Linked DNA regions of Homo sapiens: region 1 is linked to region 2. The links are chromatin contacts, found by Hi-C or POLR2A ChIA-PET in ENCODE. All regions are on one chromosome and are shown on one strand. Each heading gives the region's core, a stretch centred on a gene start or an enhancer-like site at or near the end of the contact. The rest is flanking DNA. Distances are from core to core; before and after follow the strand shown. Region 1 holds the start of ZNF573 (zinc finger protein 573). Region 2 holds the start of ZNF383 (zinc finger protein 383).

Evidence for each region. Hi-C counts contacts between places; a loop is a spot of excess contacts on that map. ChIA-PET counts read pairs that join two places held with the same protein, here RNA polymerase II (POLR2A). Pooled maps may share reads with other maps.
Region 1: a loop to region 2 is called in a map of CD4-positive, alpha-beta T cell, with 3 times the contacts of the local background. The contact joins the promoter of ZNF573 here to the promoter of ZNF383 in region 2. A Hi-C loop is called at or near these places in 3 of 168 maps with a recorded cell type or tissue (CD4-positive, alpha-beta T cell, HCT116 and naive thymus-derived CD4-positive, alpha-beta T cell), 9 of 37 single-sample maps with no recorded cell type and 15 of 50 pooled maps. POLR2A ChIA-PET finds 5 or more read pairs at or near these places in 5 of 52 experiments (B cell, CD4-positive, alpha-beta memory T cell, HCT116 and 2 more).

Annotation. Positions count from the first base shown.
Region 1 is chr19:37,777,051-37,782,501 of GRCh38, forward strand. It overlaps ZNF573 (zinc finger protein 573), which reads right to left and starts at 2,536. Exons shown (of 5, transcript NM_001172690.2): 1 at 2,494-2,536. RefSeq lists enhancers at 2,024-2,687, 2,479-2,773, 2,480-2,829, 2,688-3,350.
Region 2 is chr19:37,214,220-37,219,463 of GRCh38, forward strand. It overlaps ZNF383 (zinc finger protein 383), which reads left to right and starts at 3,995. Exons shown (of 6, transcript NM_001387601.1): 1 at 3,995-4,055. RefSeq lists an enhancer at 3,621-4,110.

The DNA.
Region 1 (5,451 bases), core at 1,286-3,785, 560 kb after region 2:
GTACAACCACTATGACAAACAGTATGAAGATTCCTTAAAAAACTAAAAGTAGAACTACCATTTGATCCAGCAATCCCACTAATGGGTATCTACCCAGAGGAAAAGAAGTCATTATATAAAATTATTTTATTTTTTTTTCAGTGATAGAGACAGGAGTCTCACCATGTTGGCCAGGCTGGTCTCGAACTCCTGGCCTTAAGTGATCTGCTGGCCTCAGCCTCCCAAAATGCTGGGATTACAGGTGTGAGCCACTGCACCCAGACAGAAGTAATTATATGAAAAAGACACTTGCACACACGTTTATAGCAGCACAATTGCAAAAATATGGCAACAGCCTAAATGCCCATCAACAAGTGGATAAAGAAAATTTGGTGTACGTACACATATATATACACTATGGAATACTACTCAGCCATAAAAAGGAATGAAATAACAGCATTGGATGCAACCTGAATGGAGTTGGAGACCATTATTCTAAGTGAAGTAACTCAGGAATGGAAAACCAAACATTACATGTTCTCATTTATGAGTGGAAGCTAAGCTATGAGGATGCAAAGACATAATAATGATATAATGGATCTCAGGAGGCTGAGGCAGGGGAATTGCTTGAACTCAGGAGGCAGAGGTTGCAGTGAACCGAGACTGCGCCACTGCACTCCAGCCTGGCCATAGAGCAAGCCTTTGTCATAAAAAAAAAAAAAAAAGCCGGTCGTGGTGGCTCATGCTTGTAATCCCAGCACTTTGGGAGGCCGAGGCGGGCAGATCACGAGGTCAGGAGACTGAGACCACGGTGAAACCCAGTCTCTAATAAAAATACAAAAAATTAGCCGGGCGTGGTGGCGGGCGCCTGTAGTCCCAGCTACTCGGAGAGGCTGAGGCAGGAGAATGGCCTGAACCCGGGAGGCAGAGCTTGCAAGTGAGCCGAGATCGCACCACTGCACTCCAGCCTGGGCGACAGAGCGAGACTCTGTCTCAAAAAAAAAAAAAAAAAAAAAGTAATATTTAAGAGGTGGTCTCTTGAAGTAACTAATACAAATTCTGTTGTTAGTCTTTTAGGATATGACTTTCAGATTTAAGCTCTGATACTTAATAAAATGTGTCTTAAAGTCTCATTGGTAAATTGGGAGAAAATGTCATTTAGCATATAAAATAGTCTGAAGATGAAGTAAAATAATCCACATAAGGCTGGGTGCGGTGGCTCACGCCTGTAATCCCAGCACTTTGGGAGGCCGAGGCGGGTGGATCATGAGGTCAGGAGTTCGAGACCAGCCTGGCCAAGATGGTGGGATTACAAGCATGCACCATCACGCCAGACTAATTTTTGTATTTTTAGTAGTGATGGGGTTTCGTCATGTTGGCCAGGCTGGTCTCGAACTCCTGACCTCAAGTGATCCGTCCGCCTTGGCCTCCTAAAATGGTGCGATTACAGGCGTGAGCCACCACACCCGGCCAAATATGAGAACGTTAATGAGATTCAGCTCAATGGCTCCCAACATCTACTGGAAAGAAAGCAGATTGGTATTAGGACATTCAGACACATTTCAGATGAAGTAAAACATACTCTAAAACCAGTAACCTTAGGAAAGAAAAAAGCCAACTAGCCTAAACATTGAGTTTTAGATGTGAAAGAATTTTTTTCCTCCTCATTAGAGTCCTTTTGAGGAATAGCAGGACCAGGGAGGGAGAAAAAAATCATGAGTTATCAGGCCTTTCCTTGAAGCACGGAATGCCTCCTTACACAATACCCTCCACGCCTTCCCTGTTCACACACTTTAACACATGGAGGTAGGAGAGAGGCTGGAATCTGGGTATGAGTTCACAGCAGGTTCCTGGGGTCAGAGCTCTGGGAAAGACGAGGTTCTGAGACAGGTAGCTCGCTCTCAGAGCTCACAAAGAAATAACCTCCCAGGCGTTTCCAATCTCACAGCAAGTCAATGCCTTCTTGCTGGAAAACTTGATGTAGAGTTCAGTATCCAACTTCCCTCTTGCAGACATTTTTTGTGTGTGTCAGCCGCAAGCAGCTGTGAGGAGGGAGGAGAGAAGCAGCAGCCGGGAACCTACAGCCAAGACTCAAAGTGACACCGCAGTGCCACCGCAATCAACGTACATGAAAAGGACAAGCACCTCATATCCCCGTCACGCAAGCACAGCCACTCACTCACCTGTCACAGCCTCACAACCGCACCCACCGTCAAGGAGGCACATCCCAGCCTCTCACACGCAGTTTCTCTGTCACACACTCTCAAACATTCCCCATCTGACATATACAACATTCTCTCACGTGCGCACTCAAATACCCTCCTCTGCTGTTCATGCACCCACGGGCCTGAGATTCCGATAACAACTGGCCGTCCACACTAGAGGCTTCCACGGTTAAAGGGCTTCCTCCACCACCCCGGCTGGTTTAGGTTGGGCTCCAACGTAACTTGATTGCCCAGAGCCCTCCCTGCGAGTACTCTGTGCCTGTTATATACTGAAATGAGTTCAACCCACCTTGCAAAAGAACCACGCGAAAACGGAAGGGAAGCCATAGATTGGGTGTTCCCGTTGCCCTCTGGGAAATGTAGTTTAAGCCTAAAGCTCCATGACCGCGGTGGCTTGTGGGAAAAGTGGCTCGGAACCCCAAATCCCGGTTAGATTGCAGGCACCGCCGGACGCTGGCTCCCGGAGGTTTTAGTTTTCCCTCTACCAGGAGTGTGAAGACACAGAGACTTATTGCGCTGGCGAAGATGGCTGAGGCGAAGGCGTGTCCGACTTGTCCTCGGAGTTCTGAGGGTTTCAGTGACCCCAGAAGGCTGAGAAGTGGAATCCGAACTCGAGGCTGCCCGAAGCCTCGGGCTGTTTGAGTGTAGAGCCGGTAGGGGAGGGCTTTCAAAGTGTGGCCGCGAGGGCGAGCGTGGGGGATCGGTTATGAGCTCCCGAGGGCGGGGACTCTGCTCTGTGTCCCCTGAGGAAGTCCAGTCTTGTTATAAGGTATGAGAAAAGTAACTTTTTAAAAATGGACAAATAATAATTGTATGTTTTATATACTGATAGGGTACAATATGCTGTTTTGATCTATGTTTACAATGCGAAATGATTAAATCAAGCTAATTAAATCCATCACCTCACTTTTTTGTGGTGAAAACATTTAAAATCTACTTTTAGCAATTTTGAAACATGCAACACATTATTTATGTAGTTGCTATTCTATGCAATCGATTAACAAAGTTTATTTCTCCTGACTAACTGAAATTTTGTACTGTTTTAATTAACATCTCCCTTTTCCCCATTTTTCAGTCTCTGGTAAACACCATTCTTTGCCTCTTAAGAGTTAGACTTTTTTAGATTCCACAAATACCACTTATGTGGTATTTGGTATTTATCTTTCTGTTACTGGCTTCTCTCACTTAGCATAATGTCCTCCTGGTTTATCCATGTTGTCACAGATGACAGAATTTTCCTTGTTTTATTTTTATTTTTTATTTATTTTTTAAAAATCTATTTACTTATTATTATTTTTTGAAACGGAGTTTCGCTCTTGTCACCCAGGCTGGAGTGCAGTGGCACAGTCTCAGCTCACTGCAACCTCTGCCTCCCCTGTTCAAGCGATTCTTGTGTCTCAGCCTCCCAAGTAGCTGGGATTATAGGCATGCGCCACCACGTCGGCTAATTTTTGTATTTTTAGCAGTGACAGGGTTTCACCATGTTGATCTGGCTGGTCTCGAACTCCTGACCTCAGGTGATCCACCCACCTTGGCCTCACAAAATGCTGCATTTACAGGCGCGAGCCACTGTGCCCGGCCGATTTTCCTCTTCTTAAAAAGTGAATAGTATTCCTTTATATATACATATATATATGTGTATAAGGTTATATACATAATATATATAATATGTAACATTTTCTTTATCCACTTATAACATGCTGGACACCTAGGTTGCTTCCGTATCCAATGCAGAATAATGCTGCAGTGAATGGTAGTGCAGTTATCTCTTCAGCATGCTGATTTCAATTCCTTTAGCTATACACCCACCGGTGGGGTTGCTGGAACATATAGTAATTCTATTTTTAGTTTCTGATGAATCTCCATATTATTTTCCATCATGGCTGTATTAATTTACATTGGGAAATGTACGTACTTTTGATGTTGTTGTGAATGGACTGGTTTATTCAATAAATTGTGTTAGGTACATTGACTAATAGTGTGTAGAAGTAAAGTTATATTTACTTAATTCTTAAAGGTATAGTCAAAACAGACTGAATAATTAAATGTAAAAATGATCTGGAGAAAACCTTTTTTTTTTTTTTTGAGATGGAGTCTCGCTCTGTTGCCCAGGCTGGAGTGCAGTGGCGCGATCTCGGCTCACTGCAATCTCTGTCTCCCGGGTTCAAGTGCTTCTCCTGCCTCCCGGGTTCAAGTGCTTCTCCTGCCTCAGCCTCCCAAGTAGCTGGGATTACAGGCATGTGCCACCACACCTGGCTAATTGTATATGTTTTAAAAAATTAACTTAGGAATAGATTTTCTAAGCTAAATTGAAGGGAAATGCTAAGGAAATAGTGAGATTTTACTTGATAATTATGTGTCTGAATGAATCAGCCAATTAATAAAATTAAAACAGACCTCGGGCCATGGTGCATGCCTGTCATCCCAGTACTTTGTGAGGCCAAGACAGAGATCGCTTGAGTCCAGGAGTTTGAGCCCAGCCTGAGCAACACATCAAAACGCTGTCTCTACAAAAAAATACAAAAATTAGCCAGGCGGGGTGGCTCATGCCTGTAGTCCCCACTACTTGGGAGGCTGAGGCAGGAGGATCACCTGAGCCTGGAGAAGTCGAGGCTGCAGTGAGCTGTGATCGTGTCACTGCACTTCTAGCCTGGGCGACAGAGTGAGACCCTGTTCCAGAGAAACTAAAATAAAGTGAAATGAAAACAAATACAAGACAAAAATTGATCGACTTATTTTAACACATAGTATGATGAGAGACATAGATAACAGTACTAACCCGGTGTGTTTCTGTTGATCAAAGTCACGGTCACTAGTCTAAAGGAAATAGGAATAGTGACTATAAATTCACAACCATTTACAACATTAGAAATACTAATTATCTTCAGATATATCAGACTCACAATTACTTGCCCTTTTAAGAATTCATCCTGTTCTCCATAAGGAAGAAAGTATTGATAACTCTTTTTTTCCCTTAACTTAGCACTTTGTGCTTCTGAATCTCTGAATTTGTGTTCACATCTTAACACTTTTTTTTTTTTGCAATTATTTTCTGTAGCTTTTTGTCTTCAGTTGAGACATCTCCTATATTCTCTTTACACTTTTCCACAAATGACCCAATTTTTTTGTAAGCATCATTGATGAGTTCCATGTATGTGATGACGGTGTAATGATAAATTATCAATGTGGTTTCCCTCCAGTCTTGTTCATTATTCAAGTGACTCTCCTTGGCTGAGCAACAGGCCAG
Region 2 (5,244 bases), core at 2,745-5,244:
CATGGATGTTTATTTCTCCATTTCCCATCCTCCTCCCTTTGTCTGTCTCTCTAACCACACACAAATAGCACACTGTTTTAAGTATAGAGGCTTTATCATGTACCTCATATAACTTCATGTAACTTCAATTCTACTTTCTGTCTCTATGAATACACCTATTCTAGGCACCTCATATAAGTGGATTCATACAATATTTGTCCTTTTGGTCTGGCTTATCTCACTCCGCATAGTGTTGAAAAAGAAAATAAATGGCTTTTATCTGAGGAATGCAAGCCTTCTTTATGTGATCAAGCCCAGAGAGGGGTTGGGATGACACAGCTGTTGTGGTGGCTCATGCCTGTAATCCCAGCACTTTGGGAGGCCTCGGTGGGAGGATTACTTGAGGCCCGGAGTTTGAAACTAGACTGGGCAACATAACTAAACCCTCTCTCTATAAATTTTTTTTTCAATTAGCCAGGTGTGGTGGTGTACACCAATAGTCCCAGCTACTCAGAAGGCCTAGGCGGAAGGATGCTTAAGTCCAGGAGTATGAGGCTGCAGTGAGCTGTGATCATACCTCTGCATTCCAGCCTGGGAGACAGAGCAAGACCTTGTCTCTAAAAAAAAAAAAAAAAAAAAAAAATGCTGGGTGCAGTGGCTCACACCTGTAATCCCAGTACTTCGGGAGGCCAAGGCAGGCAGATCACTTGAGGTCAGGAGTTCAAGACCAGCCTAGCCAACATGATGAAACCCTGTCTCTACTTAAAAAAAAAAAAAAAAAAAAAAAAAAAAAGGAAAGAAAAATTAGCCGGGCATGGTGGTGGGTGCCTGTAATCTCAGCTACTAGGGAGGCTGAGGCAGGAGAATCACTTGAACCCAGGAGGCAGACGTTGCAGTGAGCCGAGATCCCACCACTGCACTCCAGCTTGGGCAACAGAGGGAGACCCCATCTCAAAATAAATAAATAAAAATTAAAAAAATAAATTAAAAATTAAAAAAAAGAAATGAGTTTTTTCTGCTCTAAAATCAAAAGTTTGCAAGCTGCATTCCTTTCTGGAGGCTCTGGAGAATTTGTTTTTTTTCATTTTCCAAGTTGGAGAAGCTGCCTGCATTCCTCAGCTCATGGGCTCCTTTCATCTTTACACCCAATAATGGCTGGTCGTGTGTTTCTCACAGCACACAATTCCAACACTGACTTTATGCCTTCTTCCTCATTTCAGACCCCATGTGATTACATTGGGTCTAACTGGACAATCCAGTATAATTCCCCTATGTTAAGGTCAGCCGATTAGCAACTTTAATTCTACCTGTTAATTTAATTCCACTTGCCATGTAACATAGCATATTCACAAGTCCCAGGAACTAGCATGTGGGTATTTTGGGGGGAACATTATCCTGCCTACTTTAGATGTTGAGGTCATTCAAGAGGAAAATGATAGTTTTGTTAACATGTGATGTTAGAACAACTGAATTTCCATCTGGAAAATAATAACTTTGAACATTACCTCACATACACAAAAACTAACTTCAAGTGGATGATAGACCAAAAATAAAAACTAAAACTATACAACCTTTAGAATAAAACATAGGAGAAATTCTTCACAACACTAGAGGAGTCAAAGATTGTTAGAAAGACCAGAAAGCATGAAGCACATTTTAAAGATGAGAAATTGGATTTCATCAGAAGTAAAAACTGCTTTTTGAAAGACATCATGAAGAAACTGAGGGCTGGGCACAGTGACTCACACCTGTAATAACACAGTGAGACCCCATCTCCACAAAACACAAGAAAATTAGTTGGGGGTGGTGGTGCACACCTGCAGTCCCAGCTACTCAGGAGGATCGACTAAACCCAGGAGGTCAAGGCTGTGGTGAGCTATGTTAACACCACTGCACTCCAGACTAGGCAACAGAGCAAGACCCTGTCTCAAAAAAAAAAAAAAAAAAAAACTGAGAAGGTAAGCCCCAGGCAGGGAGAGAATATTTGCAATTTGCAATATGTATATTTGGCAAAGGACTTTTACCCAAACATATAAAGAATTGTTACAACTCAATAATAACCAATTTTAAAATAAGAAAATTTTATTTATTTATTTATTTATTATTATTTTTTGAGATGCAGTTTTGCTCTTGTTGCCCTAGCTGGAGTGCAACAGTGTGATCTCAGCTCACAGCAACCTCTGCCTCCCGGGTTCAAGTGATTCTCCTGCAGGGATTACAGGCATGCACCGCCACGCCTGGCCAATTTCGTATTTTTAGTAGAGACGGTGTTTCTCCACGTTGGTCAGGGTGGTCTCGAACTCCCAACCTCAGGTGATCTGCCCGCCTCAGCCTCCCAAAGTGCTAGGATTACAGGCGTGAGCCACTGCGCCCAGCCGAATATTTTCAATAGATGTCACAAAAGAAGATAAAAGAATGGCAAATAAGTATATGAAAGTATGCTAAGTTCATTGACATCAGGAAATGCAAATTAAAAACATAATTTGATACTACTGCTCATTCCTTAGAATAGTCAATAGATGCCTGATGTGGGGTTTGGGAGGTGGGGATTGACTTAACAATGTGGGGGGCAGAGGGCGGTGAATAAAAATATTCTATATCCGCCGGGCGCGGTGGCTCACGCTTGTAATCTCAGCACTTTGGGAGGCCGAGGCGAGCGGATCACGAAGTCAGAAGTTCGAGGTCGGGAGTTCGAGACCAGCCTGTGAGCTCGAACCCTGTCTCTACTAAAAATACAAAAATTAGCCAGGCATGGTGGCGGGCACCTGTAATACCAGCTACTCGGAAGGCTGAGGCAGGAGAATCGCTTGAACCCGGGAGGCGGAACTTGCAGTGAGCCGAGATCTCGCCACTGCAGTCCAGCCTGGGTGACAGCTAGACTCCAACTCAAAAAAAAAAAAAAAAAAATTCTATATCCAGTAACACTAAGGATAAATGCTTGAGGGGATAGACACCCTATTTTACATGATATGATTCTTACGCATTGCATGCCTGTATCAAAACATCTCATGTACCCCATATACAACTACTATGTACCCACAAAAATTTAACTAAAATGCTTAAAAATTTTTTAATTTTAAAAAATATTCTATATCCTGATTACGATGGTGGTGACAAGGGTTTAGACATGCGTTGAAGCTTACCGAACAGTTCACTTAAAATGAGTGCATTTTATTGTATCTAAATTATTCTTCAGTAAAGTTGATTTTTAAAAAACATGCACACAAATATAATTTACAAACTATAACATTAGCTCGTTTATGGTGTACCATTCAGTCACTTTTAGTGTATTCAGAGTTGTGCAAACATCATTATCTAATTCAAGAAGCTTTGCATTACCCCAAAAATGAACCCTTTAGCTATTACCAATCACTCACAGTTCCCCCTAATCCTGCTAGTCCTAAAAAACTCTAACTTACTCCTTTTCCGTAGATTTGACTATTTTAAATATTTCCTATAAATGCAGTCATACAGTATGTGGCTTATCCACGGATGAAGGCAAAAATGACGATTTAGTCAGTCTAGCATTCTCAGAGAGCGTTATAACGCCTAGTACAGTCCGGGGTCCTGGGTGCGTTCTGCACTGAGTCGGCTTGGGGCAGGAAGTCATTTAAGCGACCTCCTTCCACTTGCCCCAGCGCCTCACCCCTTCCTGCTCTAGACTACAGTTCCCAAAAATCCTTGCGGCTCTAGTCAACATCTGGCCCGAAGCTGGCGACCTTTTCCTGTTTCTCAGGGAACTCCCTGGGGTTGGCCGGTACCATGGAGGAAGATTGTCTTCAGCGTGCAGGGCCAGCGTCCTACGGCAGTTTCACTCTGAGCCTGTGTCTGGATCACGGAGACGCGGGGTAGCGGTTCGGAGTGCGGAGCAGGGATGTCCCCGAGCTGTGCAGCTGCAAGAACCCGAAAAAACAGGCGCCATCTTCTCGGCGCGGTCCTACTCCGGACTGTATTTCCCAGAGGCCCCCGCGAGTCCAGGGCAGCCCCTTCATTTGCCTGCTGGACCCTCCGCCTCAAGGGTAGGGGAAGTGCGCGGTGAGCGGCCTGGGTCTTGCAGGCTCGGCTGGGGCCCGCAGGTACGTGCATGGGAGTTTGAAGGGACTGACCAGGCTGGTCTGGAGTGTTGGGCATGTATGAGTGTGTCGGGCATGTATGAGTTGGTCGGGCTGATAGAGGGGGTGGTGGGGAGGCGGGCGCGAGGCGTGGGCTTCCGTGTGTGAGTGTGACCTTATGTGACTGTGCCTCTCTGTGTGCGCGGGTGTGATTGTATATCCTCGTTGTAGTTGTGTAATTGTAACAATGTAAGGCTGTATGTGTAGGTATGACTGTGTCCCGTGTTGGGACTGTGATTGTGTGTGGCTGTGTAACTTTGCGTGACATTTGTGGAGGGTGTTTGTGTGGAGAGAATCTGATGAGGCTGTGACTGTGTGTTAGTCTGAGGGGTGTGTGTAATTGTGTTTGTATGACTGTTAGCAGCACTTAAGTGTACTGGATGCCTTACTGAGTAAATCTACTACCCAGAAATAACCCAGTAACGTGAGAATGTGAGAGTGTGACCATGTAACTTTATGTAGCACTGTGTCTGCGGTTGGAAAGTGCGTGTAATCGTGCCGGGGTGATATGTGTGTCCTAGTGGTCATTGTGTTATTTTGAATGTGTGATTGTGTGTAGTGCTCAATAGGGGTCCTGGGGAGGGGGGAACTGTAACTTTGTGTGGCTCAGTAGTGCGTGTGGTATTGTGACTATCTGTAGCACTCTGGTTCTGAATGGTGCTATGTTTGAGGGGTCTGTAAATATGCTAGTGTAACTTATCCTCAAGGTAGATGTGGGACAATGATTGTGTGACCATATATAGTGTTATTGTTTGGGTGAGGCGTGCCTGTGGAGGTCTATGTGGGTCCCCATGGTGGCTGGGTGACTGCAGCATTGGGTAGGGGGTGCTTGTGACTGTCTTTGTGACTCCAGCTCTCCCTGTGAGGTCAGGACAGATTCTCGAGAGGAGAGACCTCACCCCTCTGATACCAAGAATGCTCATGACAGCCTACACTTCTCTGTTTTTGTTTTGTTTTGTTTTAAGGCGGAGTTTCGCTGTTGTTGCCCAGGCTGGAGTGCAATGGCGCAATCTCGGCTCACCGCAACCTCCGCCTCCCCGGTTCAAGCAATTCTCCTGCCTCAGCCTTCCTAGTAGCTGGGATTACAGGCGTGTGTCACCACGCCCTGCTAATTTTGTATTTTCAGTAGAGACGGGGTTTCTCCGTGTTGGTC